Linked DNA regions of Homo sapiens: all the other regions are linked to region 1. Evidence: read pairs that join two places in POLR2A ChIA-PET (ENCODE). Cell type or tissue: OCI-LY7. All regions are shown on one strand. Each heading gives the region's core, and the rest is flanking DNA. Links, peaks and the distances in the headings are about the cores only. Region 1 holds the start of LOC124900287 (a long non-coding RNA gene). Region 2 holds the start of LOC105378329 (a long non-coding RNA gene). Region 3 overlaps REEP3 (receptor accessory protein 3).

The links. Peaks named below come from ENCODE experiments on the same cell type or tissue, not always from the same donor. Only the 100,000 strongest peaks of a DNase experiment are listed, where the experiment ranks them.
Region 2: POLR2A ChIA-PET joins it to region 1 with 9 read pairs; 30 of 35 experiments call an interaction of 5 or more read pairs at or near these places.
Region 3: POLR2A ChIA-PET joins it to region 1 with 6 read pairs; 8 of 35 experiments call an interaction of 5 or more read pairs at or near these places.

Annotation. Positions count from the first base shown.
Region 1 is chr10:63,257,757-63,264,922 of GRCh38, forward strand. It overlaps JMJD1C (jumonji domain containing 1C), which reads right to left. Exons shown (of 26, transcript NM_032776.3): 3 at 6,895-7,008. It overlaps LOC124900287 (a long non-coding RNA gene), which reads right to left and starts at 3,631. Exons shown (of 2, transcript XR_007062158.1): 1 at 902-3,631. In OCI-LY7, for the core only: no CTCF peak of the experiment used is centred there; DNase peaks (open chromatin) are centred at 2,832, 3,295 and 5,165; H3K4me3 peaks cover 5,000 bases; H3K27ac peaks cover 5,000 bases.
Region 2 is chr10:63,620,728-63,627,893 of GRCh38, forward strand. REEP3 (receptor accessory protein 3) reads left to right here. Exons shown (of 8, transcript NM_001001330.3): 8 at 86-4,401. The coding sequence ends at 142. It overlaps LOC105378329 (a long non-coding RNA gene), which reads right to left and starts at 4,386. Exons shown (of 4, transcript XR_001747467.3): 1 at 4,092-4,386. In OCI-LY7, for the core only: no CTCF peak of the experiment used is centred there; no DNase peak of the experiment used is centred there.
Region 3 is chr10:63,588,693-63,595,858 of GRCh38, forward strand. It overlaps REEP3 (receptor accessory protein 3), which reads left to right. Exons shown (of 8, transcript NM_001001330.3): 3 at 6,086-6,162. It overlaps LOC105378329 (a long non-coding RNA gene), which reads right to left. Exons shown (of 4, transcript XR_001747467.3): 4 at 3,090-3,176. Among named protein-coding and RNA genes, the nearest start is that of REEP3, 71 kb to the left of the region's middle. RefSeq lists a silencer at 117-411. In OCI-LY7, for the core only: no CTCF peak of the experiment used is centred there; no DNase peak of the experiment used is centred there.

The DNA.
Region 1 (7,166 bases), core at 933-5,932:
TTCTAATATCATTTTCTTAAAATAATAGTTTAAGAAGTCACAATGAAATCTTACCTACTTATTCTTCATAAAAACTGGGAGAAGAAAAAAACACTACTACAAAAACGTGTTCTATTATACACTGTCTATGGGTTATATTGAGAGTTGAAAAAGTTTGTTTAGCACCAGCTGGAGAAAAAAATGCTAAGAGTTCTAGGGAAGACTAGTAAGAAAGATTGTTAGAAGTAAGCAGCAGATGGTGGCAGAGAAATAGTCAATGAGTGTGTGAATGGTAGGAAGAGAAAGGAGTTTCAAATATCCACGAAAAAGGTTTAAGATACCATTTATGAAAAGGGAAATTTACAATATGTCTCTTATTGAGCAGTTTCTGTACTATAAACTCTTTACTGTATCATTTCATTTAATCTTTCTAACAACCCTGAGGTAGACAGTATTTACAGTTGAGGAAACCATTTATTCAGAGCAGCTGAGACTTTCCCAATGTGAACTAGCTAACAAATGCTAAAGGTAAAATTTGAAACTAAGTTTGCTTGAACTGATGTCAAAATTCATGCTCTTAACCATTATGCTACAATGAATCTCTAAAAGGTTCTAGTGAAGACCCAATCAATTAGCTGCTTCTGATATTTACAATAACCAACATGCCATTGTTACACAGATAATTTTGTTACTCTCCTGAGAACTGTGCTTAGTGATCTTTTCCTCTTTTGTCTGACCCCACACCATGTGTATCCAGCATTAATTCTATTCATAAACTCTCTTCTTTAGCTAAGCTGACATTCTACTGTCCCCTAAAATACTTCAACACCAATTATGCTGTTCCTCCTGGCAAATGTCTGGATTACCATTACCACCGCCACCACCAACCACCCCACCAACCCCACCTCATCCTTTCACTTACTTCTTTAACCATTTCAGTCTTTATTGACTTCTCCTATCTTTGTATTTCGGAAGTTTTTACTTCAGGCTCCTTAAATCCAGTCTACTTCAAGGAAGTCATTTTTTATGTCAGTTCTTATCATAGATTATAAACTTCTTGACAATAAGATAAAGATCATTACTTACAAGACTTTTATCAACTTTAAAAAATCATTAAACAACTAGCAGGGAGCCGTGAAATTGGTAAAAAGTAATGCTAGAGCAGTGACATGATACCACGAAAATGACAAATCTGAAAGGAACTGTAGGACAAAAATAATTACGGAAGTATACTAATAAATACTGTACCAGGTCAAATTCTCATTCACACTATAGAAATGTTACATTTTTAAAACAATCTAAAGTGATCTGTCTGTACTATAAGCTGAAGTGAAGGTAAAGTTTGAAAAAGCAAGTCCCTTCTCCACCATACAAAGCACTGTAACAGGAAGTTCTGTTTACTTCTTTCTGTAAACTACTAGTAATATCATATTACCCTGAGAAATAAATCTGCTTATAAACAAACCTCTATCAACAAGATTTCAAACTTTGTCAGTGGACCACTTATGTCAAATATTTAATTCAACAAATTACAACATTTGTCTAGTAACGACCAAACAACTGGTTAAATTGTTCACCTTGGCTGACTAATGGCTAAAATTTCACCTTATTTGCATTATTCCATCCTGGTTGTGAAGCAATTCCAAATGCCATAGGACAGTAACACAAATTTAGGAGAAAAAAAAAATACATGTCTCTGGTACACTCTACTCCCTAAACTACTGCAAACTTACCCTAGGCAACTGTTTGAGCTATTTTTAGTAAAACAGATGTGTTGAGCAACAATTACCTTAGGGATATTCAGAAACCACAGCCAATAAATTTATATGATCAATGATGAAAGAAATATGGGTTAAAATGGATTCAAACTGGAAAAACTATCATTGAAAGACTACAGAAATAGATAAACAATCTGGCACAGTCCAGACACATTCATTTACTAGACAATGTGTGAGTCTTCTCTGGTTAAGTCTTTAAGCAATCTTTAGTCCAGGTACTAAGAAAATACTCAGGTTTGTTCTACCCATTCCCTTCAACCAGCAATTCACAGCACAACAGTACTGTATTTAGTATTTAGTAAAGTACTGTAGTTCAATGTCCATACTCTACAATGATAGAACTGTAGTATTAACAGTCTTATCTCCAAACTTTATCAGCTCATTATGATACAGAACTTTTTTTTTGAGACAGAGTTTCACTCTTATTGCCCAGGCTGGAGTGCAATGGTGTGATCTCGGCTCACTGCAACCTCCACCTCCTGGGTTCAAGTGATTCTCTTGCCTCAGCCTCCAGAGTAGCTGGGATCCAGAACTTCTAATGGAATCATTCCTTCAGGTCTAGGATTTATGATTCTACCTTATTTTAGGGAAAACACCTCATTACTACAATGAATTTTAATATACTGTAAGATAAACATGCGGTATAATTTTGGACAACCACATTCCGTATCAAATCTCTAACGGTTTTAACTAGTGACCTTTGTTTTATTTCTTTATTACATTTAAAAGCAAAGAGGAATGTGATGCCTAAAAATACTGGACTAACAAGCCAGACCAAGCCAGGTTAGTTGGTATGAATCATGTACAACTTTCAGGTAAGAAATAATCTCTTCCACATTCTCTATGAAGCAACCCCAACCTGAAAACTGTAGGTGTGTGCACGGCCAGTAGCCAAAATCCATGATAAAATGATTTCAAAATCATGCTAAAAGCTAAATATTTCATTTCATTATCAAAATTTTTATGTGAATGTGATCAAAACTGTTATCAAAATTTAATGGAAAGTTTTTTTGAACTTCTATAATCATACTCCAAAGTAAAGCAACAATACCACAGAGATTATAGTAACAACAAAAAAAAAACTATTTTTTTTTGAGATGTAGTCACGCTCTGTTGCCCAGGCTAGAGTGCAGTGGCGCGGTCTCGGCTCACTGAAACCTCTGCCTCCCAGGTTCAAGCGATTCTCCTGCTTCAGCCTCCAAAGTAGCTGGGATTACAGGCGCCCGCCACCACGCCGGTTAATTTTTTTTTGTATTTTTAGTAGAGACTGCATTTCACCATGTTGGCCAGGGTGGTCTCGAACTCCTGACCTCATGATCCGCCCGCTTCGGCTTCTCAAAGTGCTGGGATTACAGGCATGAGCCACCGTGCCTGGCGTAACAAAAAACTATTAAAAGTACCTTTAAGAAGCAATAATTTATTTTCTCCTCCTTCTTCCCAGCTAGCTAAAAAACACAGTAGAATCTGCAGATTTCCCCACTGCTTCCTCTCCCTTTTCCCTTCCCCCCTACTTCAAAGAATGTTAAGTGTAGCCAGGCATGATCAGGAAACCTAAAAGGAGGAAGTAGAAACTTATTTGTGTGCACAGGGAAGGAGAAAGACACTTAACAATATCGAGGCCTGTTGCTTCAGTGGCCTAATTAATATATATCCATTATACTCTCTGAAAATGTTGGTTCAATTTCTCTTTTTAGTCATGTTTCTTTCCAAAATACTAAAAACTATAATATATAATGATTGCATCCTGGAATACCCAACTAAACGTCACCCAAAAATCTGACCAGTGCCGGGCGCAGTGGCTCACAACTGTATTCTCAGTACTTTTGGAGGCCAAGGCGGGGTGGATCATCTGAGGTCAGGAGTTCAAGACCAGCCTGGTCAACATGGCGAAAACCCATCTCTACTGAAAATACAAATATTAGCTGGGAGTGGTGGTGCACACCTGTAATCCCAGTTACTCAGGAGGATGAGGCAGAAGAATTTCTTGAAACCGGGAGGCGGAGGTTGCAGTGAGCTGAGATTGTGCCACAGCACTCCAGCCTGAGCGACAGAAAAAAAAAGAAGAAGAAGAAAAAAAGCTGACCAGGTTAACTAACTTAATACTTGCTATCTGATATTCAATACATTCAAATCATTCAGAGAAAAGAGTGGGCTTCAAACCAATGACTTAAAAGTGAAAGGACTTGTATTAATCCTGACTCATCTGTTTCCTAACCACTACCTTAGTTTATCATTCTGATTTAATGAAGAATAAGGCTGTGCAACTTGTAAAGGAAACTAAAGAAAAACATACTGCTACTGAATAAAATGCTGAGAAATCAAGGATAAAGGTGGCAGACTGGGAATTCCCACTGAAAACATTTAATTAGATTCACAGCAAAGCATCATTTCTGGAAATTTTAAAAACTTACATGTACCTACCACTCTAGACTAAAAAATAATATACACAAAGGCCATTTCCAAAGAGAATTTTCCCCCACCTACTTAAAAAGTTTATAAAGGATAATTAGCATCCATATTAAGAAACTGCCTCATGAAATTTTAAAAAGTGAGAAAGAAATAAGCTCAATTAAAAAGCTTATTCAAGTGTACCCAAACTCCCCTTGACTTACAGAGGGTTACCCTAAGGTTGAGATAGGTCAAGGCACTATTTACAAAATTTATGCCAGTAACAGCTGCCATTTTAAGAAGCTAAGGAATTTAATGTACTGCTTGGACAACTGGTTAGAAAACAATCAATCTGGTATAGAGCCATTGTAATTACACGAACTCTAAATTTTTTTTTCTTCTTTCTAGAACATTTCTGTATTTCATAAGATTTATTTAAATAAATAAATTTAACCATCTTAGGTATCTGTAGTAAATTTTCATTCAAAATAAGATAAATGTCTATCATTTACACATGGGAGAAAATATTTTTATATTTATAACCTGATCTTATTTAAAAACCCTAACTATAAAAAATGCACATAGAAAAGCTCTGCTATAAACCAGCACTTAGTCTAAAATTCGTAAGAAATTCTAAAACTAAGGTATGCTAGATCCCAAATCAAGTGCTCTCATGTTAATTCCTACTGATTTCTTTGAACTCGGAATTCACATTTTTCAGAAACACAATGGTTAAAATGTCAAGTCAATCACTTCACTTCTGGAAGATATGGCATCCTTCTAGGCCAGAGGGTGACTTAGTATATACACTAGCAGAGCAGATTAAATAGCTTACTAACAGAGACAAACATACAATTCACTAAACTGCGTTAAGACTTTAGCTCTTATGCCTCTCAAACTGTTTTAAAAAAAGTTAGGGTACCCCCCCCACTCTCCCCCAGCATATTCTTTCAATCATTGTAATTTTCAAAAACATGTCGAGTTTTAGGCCACCTGGCAAGAGTTTATTTTTAAAAGTAATTTCTACATAACGATTTCACTTCTCTAAACCAAATCCAAGCTGAAACTTGGTTCCAAAAGTGCTAATAATACAACCACAGAATTAAAACATTAAGATTTGGAAGGTTCCTTTGATTTCACCTAGATTCACCTACTCTAACTCCCTCTAACTGACTGGGGGAAATGAAATGATAAGGTCTGTAGTAAACTAAATGGTATTCACAATTAACAAAATAAAACCCCAGGGAAAAGCTCCAACACCTCCACTATTAAATTGGGATTTGCTATGAAATAAATATTATAAACAAAGAACAAAAGCTAACAATACAAAAAAACTAGGTCCTTTAAAGAAACAAGAAAAATCAAGTGGAAAGACAAGAGCACATCTATATAGACTTCAAAACATGAAATAATGTTTACACTAAATGAACTAACATCTCATTTTGGTGGACCTAAGAGAACTATTCTAATTCCCTAAGTATTACAAATCCATGCACAACAAATAACTGCTCATTAACACAAGCTCTTGTTCTCTCCATGGAAATAATAGCTCTACATTTTATTTTTGAAAAACAGTAACAAGTCTGAAATAAAATAGTATTAACTTTTTACTCCATTAGAAAAAATTTAAACTGGTTCACTCATCCTTTCTTTCCATGCAATTACTGTATTATTTTAAAACATCTGAGTAAAAAGAAATCTATAATATATCCATTTAATTCAACCTAAACTCTAAATATACAAATGAAGGCCAGGTGTGGTGGCTCACGCCTGTAATCCCAGCACTTTGGGAGGCCGAGGCGGGCAGACCACTTGAGGTCAGGAGTTCGAGACCAGTCTGGCCAACATTGTGAAACCCCATCTCTATTAAAAATACAAAAATTAGCTGGGCGTGGTGGTGTGTGCCTGTCATCCCAGCTGCTCTGGAGGCTGAGGCAGGAGCATTGCTTGAACCCAGGAGGCGGAAGTTGCAGTGAACCAAGAACGTGCCACTGCATTCCAGCCTGGGTGAAAGAGTGAGACTCCATCACGGAAAAAAAAAAAAAAAAAAATACACATACACACACACACACACACACACACACACACACACACACACACACACACAATTCTGTGAGCTTTACTTATACCTGAAAAAATTAACTGGTAATTTCAACAATCTTAAAAAATATTTAGCTTAATACTTTTGATGAGTTTCTTCACATAATTAAAAGCTAATAGTCAACTGGAAAATGTTTTCCTAATTAAATGTATTTGTATTTAAATTGCAATAATGGAGAACTGAAATTTATATATAAAATCATTCAATTACTGACAATCTAAAAAAATTTCCCCTTTAAAAAAAGAACTATTATGCTAAACTGATAGGTATACATAAACACTAATCTCATTTAATTATATTAATTTACCCAATTCTTAACGTTTAGCATTGAAGACAATTTATACTAATATTTAACCAATTATTTTCTAATAATGATTATTTAGAATGTCAGATACTTTATTTTGTTTACTTCTGTATTCCTTGCAACAGAACACTGCCTGGCTCATAGTAGGTTCTCAGTATATATTGTTAATTGAATTAATAAATCGTTTATCCTATAAGCAAAATCAACTGACTGCATTCATTGGGTTTTTCACACAACTAGAAGTTAGATGAAATGATATTTAAAGAATATTGTTTAAAGAATGTCTGAATATCAATAAAGTTTAATTAACCTTTAATTTTAAAAAGTAATCTAAAATTTCTTACCTGGTAGGGCTGAAAGGCACTATCTTCAGTTAAAAAATCCAGTTGCTTATCTACAAGGAATTCTACTGCAGTGACTGAACTGGGTATATTTCTTTCAACCAGAGGTTTGAAAGTCTGCCAAGAAAAAAAAAATTTCTAATGATAATTTTCTGGGTAGTATCCTGAAATTATGAAGGAACACACACCAATACAATGTATCAATGTCATTATCACTACAGAGTCTTAGGGTACCTAATATTAATTTTCATATTATAAACTAATGCTTTTATCTA
Region 2 (7,166 bases), core at 1-5,000, 360 kb after region 1:
TTACTATGATTATGAACTATTAAATCTGATGTAATTTTTTAAAGTAATCATCTAATTCTTAATAATAAAACATTTCTCTCTTCAGGTGCGGTACGGGTCACTAAAATACAAAGTGAAGAAACGACCACAAGTGTATTTTTAGTCATCTACACGTCAAATATCCCAAGACAGATTATGCTAAATACATCGACTTCATCTTCTAACATGATATATTCAGGATTTACACATTAAAATGATTATTTAAATTGTGGCAGTGATGGGGTTTACTTTCATGAATTTAAATTGTTTTTATTTCTGTAACAATTGCTTCCAAATATTGACTACTAAAGGCAGTTCTGCAAGATGTACTAAATATGTATATTAGAAATTATAGAAAATCATGTTGTCCGTTTTCAAATTCATCAACAGCCTAGAGTGCCTGAGATATAAGATGAAACACAAATCCACAGTATACTTGAAAGGAGCCTTTTTACGGTTCAGGATAAATCAGCCTTTGTGATGTACTGTGTTTACCTCCTTTTGTGTTGTATCTGGTAATTAAATAGGCCTCAGATTCAGCAGTGACATAACAAGGACATAATGTAAGATAATAAAGTAGGTTTTATATATTCTTTAAATTTTTACTTATATAATACTTTCTAGTTTTTCCACCATCAGCTGAAAGTTTTTGAAACAAATATTTGAAAACCAGGTATCCACACATAGCACTTTTATTCCTGACTAGTTTTGCACACTTGAAAATTGTTTACTTATTTTACAACTGTTTTACTGATGCTATCTTTATTGTTTTTGCCGTATTCTGACATGTCAAATCTATGCCTTGAATTATATCATCTCTTTTCCTGTGGGTTTCATTTGTTAAATTCATTGGATTTTAATAATATAAAAGTATAGCTAATTGTTCAGTTTTAACTATTTTTAATTATCTTCTTAACAAATAAGAAGTTGCTTTAAACATTAACCAATTTTCTATATTTAGCTATACAGAGTAATTGAACTTAACATGTTTTTGTCAACACCAATTACATTTTCAGCTTTTAAAAATGGTAGCTTTTGTGAAATAGAATCAGTGACCAGTATAGCACTTAGATCCCTTCTAACTCATATAATTTTTCTCAGCCAATCCATTCACAAGCTTGGCATTGACATGTGCTGCTAGTTTATAAACTGGCATTGACGAAAATCATTTGAATCTCTTCTGGCTGAGATAATTTGCCAATGCAAAATACAGTTGTCATTAATCCTGCACATTAGAAATTATTAGAAACATATTACTTTTTAACTTTAAATCTCAAAGAGATTTTGAGTTATTGAATTCTTAAGGCTTTCTTAGCTTGAACTGATAACTATGCATTATGAACCCTAAGTCAATATATTTTTGGTGGTTTTAGTGATCAGTAATCAAATTTGTACTTATTATGCTTGTTCAGGTAATTTACTTGACTGTTCTATTTGTTTGTCCAAAAGATAAAATGATGAGAGAGATTCGAGAGGTCTTTGATCTGTCTCCCTTTTAAGAAATGAAGCCAGCTGGTAATGTATATTCAGGACTTCCTCAGAGTATTGGCCAAGAACATAATGTTTACACAGGAGTACCTTGGTATAATGCATACATTGTCTCATGATACTAGTCATAAAATATTTTATGGATTATTTCACATTCTTCATATATAACAAGTAAAATTAATTCAGTTTTCTTCTCCCAACGTTTAATTCTGAATAACTCTATCTACTTTACCCTAATTTTTAGCCTCTTAATTTCTGGAAGGACTCTAATTTCTATTCCAAATTTCTATGAATTCTAATTGTAAATTATCGGAACAGAGTTTTATTTATATGACCTGGTACTAGACTTCTTAATATAACTGTTACACTGTCCTTGTCTTTCCTACTCAAAGACAGTATCATCTGAAGTTGCCTAATAAGGTCATGTGAGTCAAGAACTTTATCTGTGGGAGCTGATTTGCACCATTTTACCTTTTTTTTTTTTTTTTTTTTGAGACGGAGTCTTGCTCTGTCACCAGGCTGGAGTGCAGTGGCGCGATCTCGGCTCACTACAACCTCTGCCTCCCGGGTTCGAGCGATTCTCCTGCCTCGGCCTCCCGAGTAACTGGGTCTACAGGCCCGTGCTACCACGCCCAGCTAATTTTTGTCTTTTTAGTAGAGACAGGGTTTAACCATGTTGCCCAGGATGGTCTCCATCTCTTGACCTCGTGATCCGCCCGCCTCGGCCTCCCAAACTTCTGGGATTACAGGCGTGAGCCACCGCACCCAGCCACCATTTTATCTCTCTAAAGTCTGGTCCCAGTATTAAACCTATTCTTTAGTAAACTCATATTACTGTTCTAAATTGAAGAAATTATTTATTACTCTGTACTTCTAGACTCAAAATTCTTTATCAAAGATAGTCTCAAAGAGGTAGTACAAGTCCTGTTTAACTGCACTTTTTCACATTCACAGTGCTTCCTCTGATATCTTTCCTTACATCATTATACACTGTTGATATCATTTTACTCTTCTTTCTCTTCTACATTTCTTAAATTTTGGTTCTTTTCCTGTACATGTGTTTTAGCGGGGCCCTTTTCTTTGAACTTTGTCTAATTAGCCTGTACATTTTTGTTTCTTTTAAGGTAGAACAGATCTTTTTTTGTTTCTCCTTTTAAGTCTACTGGTTTTAAAAGAGGTAAATGTATCCATAGACCACAGTGCCTTGCTTTTTCCTCTGCCAGCACATGGAGCACGGGATTAGATGCACAAACCTATTTAGGGAACTATTTTGGTAGATGTTTGAGTTTATACAGAAATTGCAGCTGGTATTTTATTTTGCTGTACATTTACTCAACTTGTCCATTAGTATTTAACTATTTCCAGAGTTTGTTTAGGAGTAAGAATTGACCCATTCGTTAGTTTACCATATTTTTTCCTGGTATAAAAAGGAGCCAGAAATAAGCCTTATTGCTAAATAATTAATTATGTAAGCCCACCTAGGTCCTGCATAAGATCCCCCTCACATACTTCACAATATATATGTGTGTGTGTGTGTGTGTGTGTGTGTGTGTGTGTGTGTGTGTATTTGGCTAAAAAATTATACTGCCAAAATTACTGATTATAAATACTTGACTACACTGATTGATGGGACAAAATGATTAAAGTATTTTCAGGGATCTTATTCCATATGTCACCACCAAAGATTTCTACAGTGTTATAAAGTATATAAATATTCCAAATTTCTGTGGTTAAATATTTTTTTCTTTTTTTTCCTTTTTTAGAATAACACAGTCTGTGCTTTCCAAAAATGCTTGAACTTTTATGTTGTTAAGAAATATATAATGATATCTTACATTAAGCATGAGTCTAATTTGTATTAATTGGGATGGACTAAATTTTCATTTGATTATCAGGAAAATTAAGGAGTTATATATTTAAAAGCAATTTTCTGTGTTTTCTTCTTTGTAAGTTGACTCATTTGTGAAGCAATTAGGCAAATTTTGAGAAGATCATTGTTATTGTGGTTTGCAGTATATATTTCTTAGTAAATATCACTTAAGATTAAATTTTTCAGAAAGAAAATTATAGCTTTTTTCCCAAAATATTTTTAAGATTTAATCTTTTTGTAGTATGCTACAGATTTAATTATATTAACTCTTTTTTAAGACATTGACCATGACTTAACATTTTGCCTTCTAACACCTTTTAAATCTATGTACTTTAATAGTTAAGAGAAAATAAGTTTGCAGATTTTTAATAATCTGTTTGTAAAAGGCTATCTCTAAGCCTAGTATGTGGGTAATTTTACAGGTGTGTTTTTTGATAACTTTAATATAAAATAAACTCATTTTATTTGTGGCAATTCGCGTTTCTTTTTTTATGCCAGAGTACATATGTTGGATTCCATGAATTGGTATTACTTATTATTATGTGTTGATTAAATATATGCACACACTTAGGATTACAGATCACAGAGCAAATTATGAAAATCATAAACATTCTGGTATGGTCATCCATAGGATTATGAAAAAGAAATACTGAATTGTTAAATTTGGATGTTAGAAAGGAAAGATAGGAAAAACAATGAGTACAGAAATCCTCACCATCAATTTGGATGGGTTAGCTGTCTCAGGCATAAAATGTAACACAAAATTCAGATTTATGTATCCTGGAAATGTTCTGGGGTTCCATCTGTTTTAAAGTTAGACGTCTGTCTGCCTCACATTTAAGCTTTAGAGAGAAATCCTATGTTTTAAGAAGTTTCTTTGTGTTACTTCATTATGACACATAATGCGTGTTAAGGTCTTTCTAGATAGCATTTTAAATGGAATTATTTTCATTTTCATTATGAGGTATATACTTGTAATGATCTAAAGAGGTTAGAAATATAAATAAAAATTCAAAAGAACACAATATATGAACGGCATTTTTTTTCAGTGTTTTAGTCTCCCTTTAAATCGTTCACTGTTCTGAAAAAAGAGATTTACAAAACAAACATCATGTCAGAGGCTGATGAATTGTTCCCTGGGAAAACATTCTACCCCTTTACCTACTCATCAGTATTTTAGTCTTAAAACACTCTCCTTATGGTCTGTCCTTGGTAACGTTTTTTAAACTGCTTTTTATAAGACAATGCTTTGAATTGAAATTTTAAAGCACAGGATTGATAATTGTCTATAAGTGTAAATAACTAAAGGACCATGCTCAACAAAAGCAGGAAAGTCACCATGCGTACTGTTTACCTTACAATCCCAGATTAAGAGAGAAAAAGGCAAGCGTGTTATTTTGGCATTATGTGCAAATCAAATCAGCATCTATTTTTTTTTTAATTCAAAAATATCCACTGATTACCTGCTTCTTATGAGAGCACTGTTAGGTTTCTGCACAATGCTTATATCCAAGTAAAGTAGCATAGAATTAATTTAAGGGAAACAATTCTTGCTCTTAATAAAATGAATTCACCATTACCAACCAAATCAATGTTTGGATTATTTGAGTATTATTTATTCTAGAATTTATTCTTGGCTATTGAATAATTCATGTGGTTCTCTCAGAGCAGTTTTTGTTTTTTAATTATTGGTTCCCTTCCCCTACCTCTTACATCCAATACATTGGTAAATTGTTTTGGCTGTCTTATCTCCAGAATACATCCTGAATCTGACCATCTCACTCTTGAAACCTTACTACATTTTCAGTAGCCTTGCAAATTTTTCAAGGTGACTTTTAACCTTGAGTCCCTTAGGACTGCCACAGTTTCTTATATTTTCAACCGGTGCCTTGGGGAATACTCATAAAAAGAAAGTTGTGAAGGGAGAGAACAGGATCAGATGCTTTTGCACATCAGTCTTGTGTTTTTCTCTTCCAATCACTGTTTAATGCTGAGATTTGGAAAAGATGCGTGAGGAGAGTTAATGAAGCCAGGTTAGAATATCTGGCTGAATTCTAATGTGTTTTGACAGGATGTTAAACTACTGGGAAACATGGGGTATATGTGGGCATTTCCCCCATGGCAATGCTAAGCATAATTTAAGTCACTCTCAATTTGAGGGCTACAATAGATATGGTAGTGCTAAGAGTCAATAGTAAGTACCTGAATTAGTCAAGGTTCTCCAAAGAAAAAGAACAAATAAGATATGTAGAGAAAGATTTATTTCAAGGGATTGACTGGTGATTGTGGACACTGGCAAGTTCAAAATCTACAGGGTGGGCCAATACACCAGAGACCCAAGGAAGAGCTGATGTTTCAAGTACAAAGGTAATTCTGCTGGTAGAATTCTCCCTTCACCGTTGGATGAGGCTCATCCACATTATGGAGAGTAATCTGTTTTACTCAAAGTCTACTGACTTAAACACTAATTACATCTAGAAAATACCTTTACAGCCACATAGACTACTGTTTGATCAAATGCCTGGGTACCATGGCCTAGCCAAATTTGACACATAAAATTAACTATCACAGTATCCTTAAAATTAAATTCCAAAAGCTAGGCGTGGTGGCTCACGCCTGTAATCCTAGCACTTTGGGAGGCCAAGGTGAGTGGGTCACTCGAGGCCAGGAGTTCAATACCAGCCTGGGCAACATGGCAAAACCCCATCTCTATGAAAAAATACAAAAATTAGCTGGGTGTCGTGGCGCATGCCCATATTCCCAGCTAATTGGGGGGCTAAGCTGGGAGGATTGCTTAAACCTTGGGAGGTCAAAGCTGCAGTGAGCTGAGATTGTGCTGCACTCCAGCCTGGGTGACAAAGTGAGACCTTGTCTCAAAAAAAAAAAATTCCAAAAGAAACTCCACTTCAAAATATAAAGTCATAAATTCAGTATGTAGAAATTATAAATATTTTATTAATTTATCTTGTAACGAAAGGGGATGTTGTAGCACGTGATGTATTTGGAAGAAGAATTAATACTTTATAAGGCTTGTGATGCCCCTTACATTCAGTTGTGATAACCAACAGTAGTATATGTTTGTTTTCACACTTTGCGAAGAGGCATCATCCCGATTTTACAAATACGCAGAGACTCACTAGTGACCAACCTGTGACCGGGTGCAGTGGCTCATGCCTGTAATCCCAACACTTTGGGAGGGTGAGGCGGGCGGATCACTTGAGCACAGTTGGAGACCAGCCTGGGCAACATGGCAAAACCCCATCTCTATAAAAAATACAAAAATTAGCTGGACGTGGTGGCTGGCGCACACCTGTAGTCCCAGCTATTTGCGGGGCTGAGGCAAGAGGATCGCTTGAGCCCGGGAAATTGAGGCTACAATGAGCTGTGATTGCACCACCACACTTCAGCCTAGGTGACACAGTGAGATGCTGTCTCAAAAACAAAAACAAAAAACAGTGACCAACCTACGACCCAAGCAACCGCAATGTTTGTGACTTCGGACTCTGTTGTTAATTACGTCACAGTTGGTTGTCTTAGAGATCACAGAATACTTGGAAAGTTAACATGGAAATGATTCCTTCCATACATGTATTATATAATACAAAAGTTTCAGATTATCAGAATGTTAAATGAAGTAAAGTTGTTAAGTCATTGGAAGTTAATGGATTTGGTTTCAAGAGTAGCTTTAGTACAGAGAGAAAGGATGCTTTTAAAGTGAATAGAAAAAAATGAAGACAAATAATTTACTATCAGTTATGGACTAAGACAAACAGGAAGAATCTGAAGAGAG
Region 3 (7,166 bases), core at 1,290-6,289, 330 kb after region 1:
GAGGAAGAGGGGAAAGCAAATATTTGTTAGATGTGCTTATGATATGTGATACATGCTAAAGAGAAAAATAAAGCAGAATAAGGAAGTTAGGATTTTGATATTTTAAAGAGGGTAGTCAGGAAACGCCTCTCTGATAGGAGATATTCGAACACAGACCTGAAGCAAGTGAGCAAGCTCTTCACATGGATAACTGGGGGAAATGCATTTTAGACAAGGAAACAGCATGCAAAAGGCCTCGAGGCAGGAGCATATCAGCACATACCAGGGCCAGTAAAAGAGCAGGTGTGGCTGAAGCAGAACAGAACAGGAGGTGCAGTAGCAGGTGAGGGCAGAGAGATTGCTGGAGCCACGTAGATACACAGGGCTTTCCAGGCTATAGTAAGCAATGATTGGGAACCATGGGAGGGGTTTGAGCAGAGGAATGGCATGATTTGGCTTCTGTTTTAAGTAGGCACCCTGACTGTTGTATGCAGAATAGAGTCAAAAAAATGGAGTGACCAGTTAGGATGCCACTGAAATAATCCAGACAGGAGGTGATGGTCATTTGAGCTGACGAGGTAATGAAAAATGATTTCTATTCTGGGTGTTTCAAAGGGCTAACAGGTTTAGTAGTGCTGGAACCTTCTATTTTCCCCTCCAGTGGAGCTTTTCCTCCACTCTCCATACTTCTCTGCCCGGCTGCTTATGGCCCAGGAGACTGGTCTATACAGGCTGGATCATCTCTGGCCTCCTTTGGGTTTGGCCCATGAGAGGCCCCTGCACAAGATCAGAAGACAGGAAAAGCATGAGGTCACAATATTTGTTCTCCTAGCCCCCTCACTGCCACCACCAGTTAGCTGTGACCGTGGCTCTCACCTGCTTACCATCTTTGGGTTCCAGGAAGCCTTTTCCTCCCCTACCTCCTTCTCACCTAGATATAATACCAGTTCCTGCAGTGGCTTGCTCAGGGGCACGCCACTATACTTTATTGGTGTTCTTGAACCTTGCACACAGATTTATAAATAATCCCTTTAGTAAGCTTTCCTCCAAATATTGGGATTTTGACCCATACTGGGAGCTAGGACGTCTAATGTACTAAGAACAGCAGAACATCTTTTTTTTTTTTTTTTTTTTTTTTTTGGAAACGGAGTCTTGCTCTGTTGCCCATGTTGGAGTATAGTGTCATGATCTCACCTCACTGCAGCTTCCACCTCCTGGGTTCAAGCGATTCTCCTGCCTCAGCCTCCCAAGTAGCTGGGATTACAGACACGCACTACCATGCCCGGCTAATTTTTGTATTTTTAGTAGAGAGGGGGTTTCACCATGTTGGCCAGGCTGGTCTGGAACTCCTGACCTCAAGTGATCCGCCCACCTCAGCCTCCCAAAGTGCCAAGATTACAGGCGTGAGCCACCGCACCTGGCCCAGAACATCTTTTTAAATTAGGGACGGGATCTCATTATATTGCCCAGGCTGGCCTCGAATTCCTGGGCCAAAGCAGTTCTCCACCTCAGCTTCCCATGTAGCTTGAACTACAGGTGCACTCACGCATTTTAAAAATCATGGTTATTTACTTGTTTTTCTGCCCAGTGAAATGTTGAATCCTTGAGAATGGAACTATCATGTTTATGTTTCTATTCCCATGCCATGAGGCAGGTAGGATTTGCTTACAGTTGAATCAGTGAGTGTTATTTTTAATGTTGCCACCTGAGTCCTCAAGAATTGACTAAATTATGTTTTACATGAAAGATTAATGAAAAGGAGGGTATATGTGCATGTGTCCCCATCTTAGTGCTTATAGGTGTAAACTTCACCTTGTTGGATAATTAAGTTCTCTGGGATCAAGGAAATTTTTTTTTTTTCCTTGACTTGTGTATAGTTATCGACTAGGCTACATAGAAGGGAGGTGCAGAATATTCAGGCAATTCCTATGTTATGTGAGCCTCCTATAATACAAGCCCCCTTTCTGAAAATGAACTGTCATCTGGGTTGAAATTGTGCACCACTGGGAATGGGGGACTTGTAGATTGACAAGGGCCAAAGGGACTTTTAAGGAAATATTGGGTATAGCTTTCTCATTATTCATTGTTCTTGTGAAGATATCTAAACAACAGTTTGTTGATTTTACCAATTGTTTCCGAACTGGAAAGAAATACGATTTGTTCTCACTTCCCCGATAATATATTTCTATCAATAAAGTTAGTAACCTTTTTTCCCAGTAGCTTAAAAGGTGATTTGTGATTTATTAAAGTCACTTGATAAATTACTGACTTCTATTTACATATTTTAACAGCAATTCTTTATATTATATTTGGTTACATATGTTTATAAGATAGTGTATTGGTTTCCTTTCAATTTTTTGGTATTAATACTACATTCTGTTATCAATGTTTTTTGTTGATCTAAAGAATATTTCCTTTATCTTCACATACATTTAGGTTTTGTGTTTTTGTTTTTGTTTTTTTTTTTTTTGACCTTGACTTCTTTCTGCTATTTCTTTTGAGCAAAACCTTAAACAGCAGGCTGAATGGCCTTGAGGTGTAGTTTTAATAAAAGCATCACTGAGTAATCATTTGGTATAAACTCCCAACCAAATACATTAATGGAAAAAAAGAAAGCAATATATTTTCAAGGTTAACTTTCTTTATGGTTGCTTCCATGAATAATACATGGTCATTGAATTTATTTAATTTTTGCCTGTATTCAACTATATTTAAGGTTCATATTTCTGATGAGAACAAAAAAAATCATAGGTTCAAGAGACCAAATTGTCAAAGAATTTATTAATTAAAGACAAATTAAAGCCATGGGGTTTGCATATGTAGAACTGTAGTCAATTCACCAGGAAAATGCCTAGAAATACCCTATTGATTAGATAGTTTGCTGTTGGGTATTTAACTAAAAGTTGAAGCCTTTTCTCTCTCTTTTATTTTTGACACTATTAAATATTCTCACAACCTAAACAGATAATTTTTACTTTCTTAGGAAAAAACATATATTTTAAAGCACATATTTATTTTGTGAGTTTTAAAATTAATTTGATGACTTCATCTGAAAATTGAATAAGCACTTAACTGAAGCACAGCTACTTTTGAAATCTTCAGAATGTGCAGCAGCTCTAATTCATTCCACAATTCGTCATTCAGGGAATGTCAGCAAATGGCTACCGTCTGTACAGTCCTTTTGCCTCTACTCAACCCTATTAACAAGTAAATTAAAACAATTTGTGGAGCATTACTTATAGTTGTTATCCCCTTGGAAGATCACAACCATCAACACAGTTGTAAAATAATGAAAACGTGAAATAATGAAAAATAGAAAGTAGTTACTTAAATGCTTTTATTTTTCTGTGAATTTATTAAATTTTCTGTGAAGTGAGCCATATTTCACTTAAGCCTCCACTTTCCTGGGAAAGGAGGTGATAATATGTACACTGAGGTCTCTGTGCTGAGTACTGGAGAGGGAGAGAGCCAGGAAATCCTAGAGAACTGGAGAGACTGGTCTGATGGCAGCCGCTTGTTTAAAAAGCTGCATCCTTTGGGCTTCAAGGTGGACTGTTCCTCCTTCAGCCATTTCCTAGTGCAGTGATCTTGAGCAACTTATTGATTTTGGCCCTTTGTAAAATGAGAGGAGTTCACCATATTACTTATTTTCAAACCCTTCTCATAGAACACAAGGGTTTCTTAGAGTCTCCCCAAGAGTCTAGGGCAGTATAAATGAGAGACTCAGCCAGAACAGTTTCTCTTGTAATGTATTTACAGGGTTTTTTGTTTTTTGTTTTCGGTAAAGGGTTGTTTAGTTTAAAAAAGCATGATGATTCCCCAAATCCCTGCTAGCTTAACAAAAAAGCACACGGTTCAGTTTGTAGTCATTTTTTCCTTCGTTTCTTTTTAGGAGGGAGGCCTATAGTCAGGATTGACTCTAAAAGATAACCTTATGGGCCGGGCGCGGTGGCTCATGCCTGTAATCCCAGCACTTTGGGAGGCTGAGGCAGGCAGATTGTCTGAGGTCAGGAGTTCGAGACCAGTCTGGCCAACATGGTGAAACCCCGTCTCTACTAAAAATACAAAAAAATTAGCCAGGCATGGTGGCGTGCGCCTGTAATCCCAGCTACTCAGGAGGCTGAGGCAGGAGAATTGCTTGAACTAGAAAGGTGGAAGTTGCAGTAAGCCGAGATTGCACCACTGCACTCCACCCTGGGCGACAGAGCAAGACTCTGTCTCAAAAAACAAAAACAAAAACAAAAACCTTATGAATACAGCTGAGAAGTGAAAGTACTAAATTAGTGTTTGGATTTGGAAGGACTGAGGGAATGAACTCATACAAGAGCATCATTTCCTCTTTTAGAAACAGGTAGGGAGGGGCCGGGCGCGGTGGCTCACGCCTGTAATCCCAGCACTTCGGGAGGCCGAGGCGGGTATTCATATTTCACATTACAATTGCTTCAGAAGTTATTCATGGCTATTTTCTATTGGGTTGTTCATGTAAATAGACAATTGAAAAAGCTATTTGAGTTATCATTTTATATTGCCTGCGAAATACCCAAACAAGCATCTGTATTAAAACTAATAGGTCAATTTCCCAGTTATATATAAGGACCTAAATTTTTTTGTCACTCATGAGGTGAGAACAAGGAAAGTGGTAGTCATCCTTGGACCCTACATTGGGCAGTTTCTCACATCTTCTCTCTCTGCCTGGTATAATGGGTTAAGCAATTCCAGAGTCAGGCAACCTGGACAGAAATCCTACCCAAATGACTTCTCTTTTACCTCTCTGTGCCACTGTTTTCTTATCGATGATGGAATTAATTATATTTCCTACTTTGTAAAGGTTGTTACAGGGATTAAATGAATTAATTTATGTTATATGTTTATCAACGTAATTCCTCGCCCCCTGGTTGGCATGGCATTGTGTATTTGCTGTTATTACTACACAGAAAAGCAGAGATTTTAATCGTACGTGAAACTCCAGTGCACTTGAGAGACAAGAAACTCTGTGTACTGAGGTCGATGAAAAAATATAAATTTGGGAGAATTAACTCAGAAAACATTAATCTGGCATGCTTCTATGAGAAGGATAGGTCCCAAGAGAAGGCAGAGTGCCAGGGACCATTCAGCATGCCCTGACTCAGAAGAGATTAAAACGTCCTGAACTACCATTGTGGAATTAGAGTGGAAGAAGGAGAAAGATGTGTGAGAGATTACAGGCTTACATCAGGGGAAGAGGAAGAAGATTAACCTTATGCTGTCCACCTGGGTAACTAGCATTATGGCTGCATCATTAATAGAAGTAAGAAGCCCAGGATTGTTGTTTGCTTTCTGAACAATTTATATATATTGGGAAATAAGGAATATAAAATTTTAAAGACTAATAAAGATTAAATATAGTCTTATACTATATTATTTATGTAACAATTAAATAGCTAAGGCCAGGCATGGTGGCTCATGCCTGCAATCCCAGCATGTTGGGAGGCCGAGACGGACAGATAGCTTGAGCCCAAGGAGTCCGATACCAGCAGGGCAACATGGCAAAACCTCATCTCTACAAAAAAAAAAAAACCAAAAAAAATTTAGCCAAGTGTGGTGGTGCACACCTGTAGTCCCAGCTACTCGGGCAGCTGAGGCAAGAGGATCACTTGCACTGGAAGGTCAAGGCTGCAGTGAGTCATGATCGTAATTGTACCACTGCACTTCAGCGTACCCTGTCTCTACAAAAAATAAAAATAAATAAATAACTTATAGTCTTCATAAAGAAGCAAGTAGATAACGTCTTTTAAAGAACTTTCTTCCAATTAAGAAAAATATTTCCTGTTTTCCCAATTCCTTGATTTAGATTCCTAGATTATATTGTATCAAGTCCCAGAGATTTGTTAATCTTTGCTCCTGCTATCCCAAGACTGTTGATGTAGTAATGTAAAGAACTCAAACATAAAACCTGTTGAAAATTAAACCATCACTTTCTGCGTTTGACCCAACATACTATGTATCCAGAAATACATACATAATATGAAATTATTATGAAATCCAGAAATACATACATACATACATATTATTCAGAGTTGCAAATAATTTTCATCTGTTGTTTCATGAGTATTTTTATTATTTCCAGGTTCGATGGATGATGTACTGGATTGTTTTTGCTCTCTATACTGTGATTGAAACAGTAGCCGATCAAACAGTTGCTTGGTAAGTTTTACTATTGAGAAGGGGCCAGACTACAGACTCATAATCAGGTGTCCTAAGTTCTTATCCTGCTCTTGCTATTAACTGAGTGATTTTCATCAGGTTACCTAATTATCCACCCATTTGTTTTTGTCATCTGCTTTCCCATAGAACACTACTTTCCTTTTAGTCCCCATCAAATAAAGGCAGCTCATTTTCCTCCCCATACGCCGCTCCCTGCTCACCTCCCACACACCTTCCCCCAGTATCTTGGAATAGGGAAAGTTGATTGTCATCATCCTTTTCTGCACTGATGACTTCAGAACATTTTCCTGTATCACTTCCTAAATGACTCCACTTTTGAAGCCCACAGCATCTGGTTTTAGCACCCCTCCCTATCCTATCCTTAAAACTCTCATCTACAAACATTTGAACTGGAAAACGTCAGCACCCACGTGGACACCCACTCAGCACTAGCTTCCTGGCTGCTCTGTTCCAAATAGACGAGGCAAAATTAAAGTGTGTTTATATCCTCAGGGATTTGACATTTTACCAAGGAGCAGTACTTAACTGGACAACTCAAATCTCCCTGTGGTGTATTTCAGTAGTGCATTTCCATCTAAACCCTGCAATCACTTTGAGAACTTCTCCTTTCAAAATATTTTGGTTTACTACCTTGCTGATATCTTCATCTGCCCTTGACGCACAAACCTTCTGTCTAAATTAGCCTAACAATTACTCGTCTTTTTTTTCTTTTTTTTTTTTATACAAGGTCTTGCTCTGTTGCCTAGGCTAGAGTGCAGTGGCACGATCTCGGCTCACTGCAACCTCTACCTCCCGGGTTCAAGCGATTCTCCTGCCTCAGCCTCCCGAGTAGCTGGGATTACAGGCACATGCCACCATGGCCTGGCTAATTTTTGTATTTTTAATAGAGACGGGGTTTCACCATGTTAGCCAGGCTGGTCTCGAACTCCCAACCTCAGGTGATCTGCCTGCCTCGGTCTCCCGAAGTGCTGGGATTGCAGGCA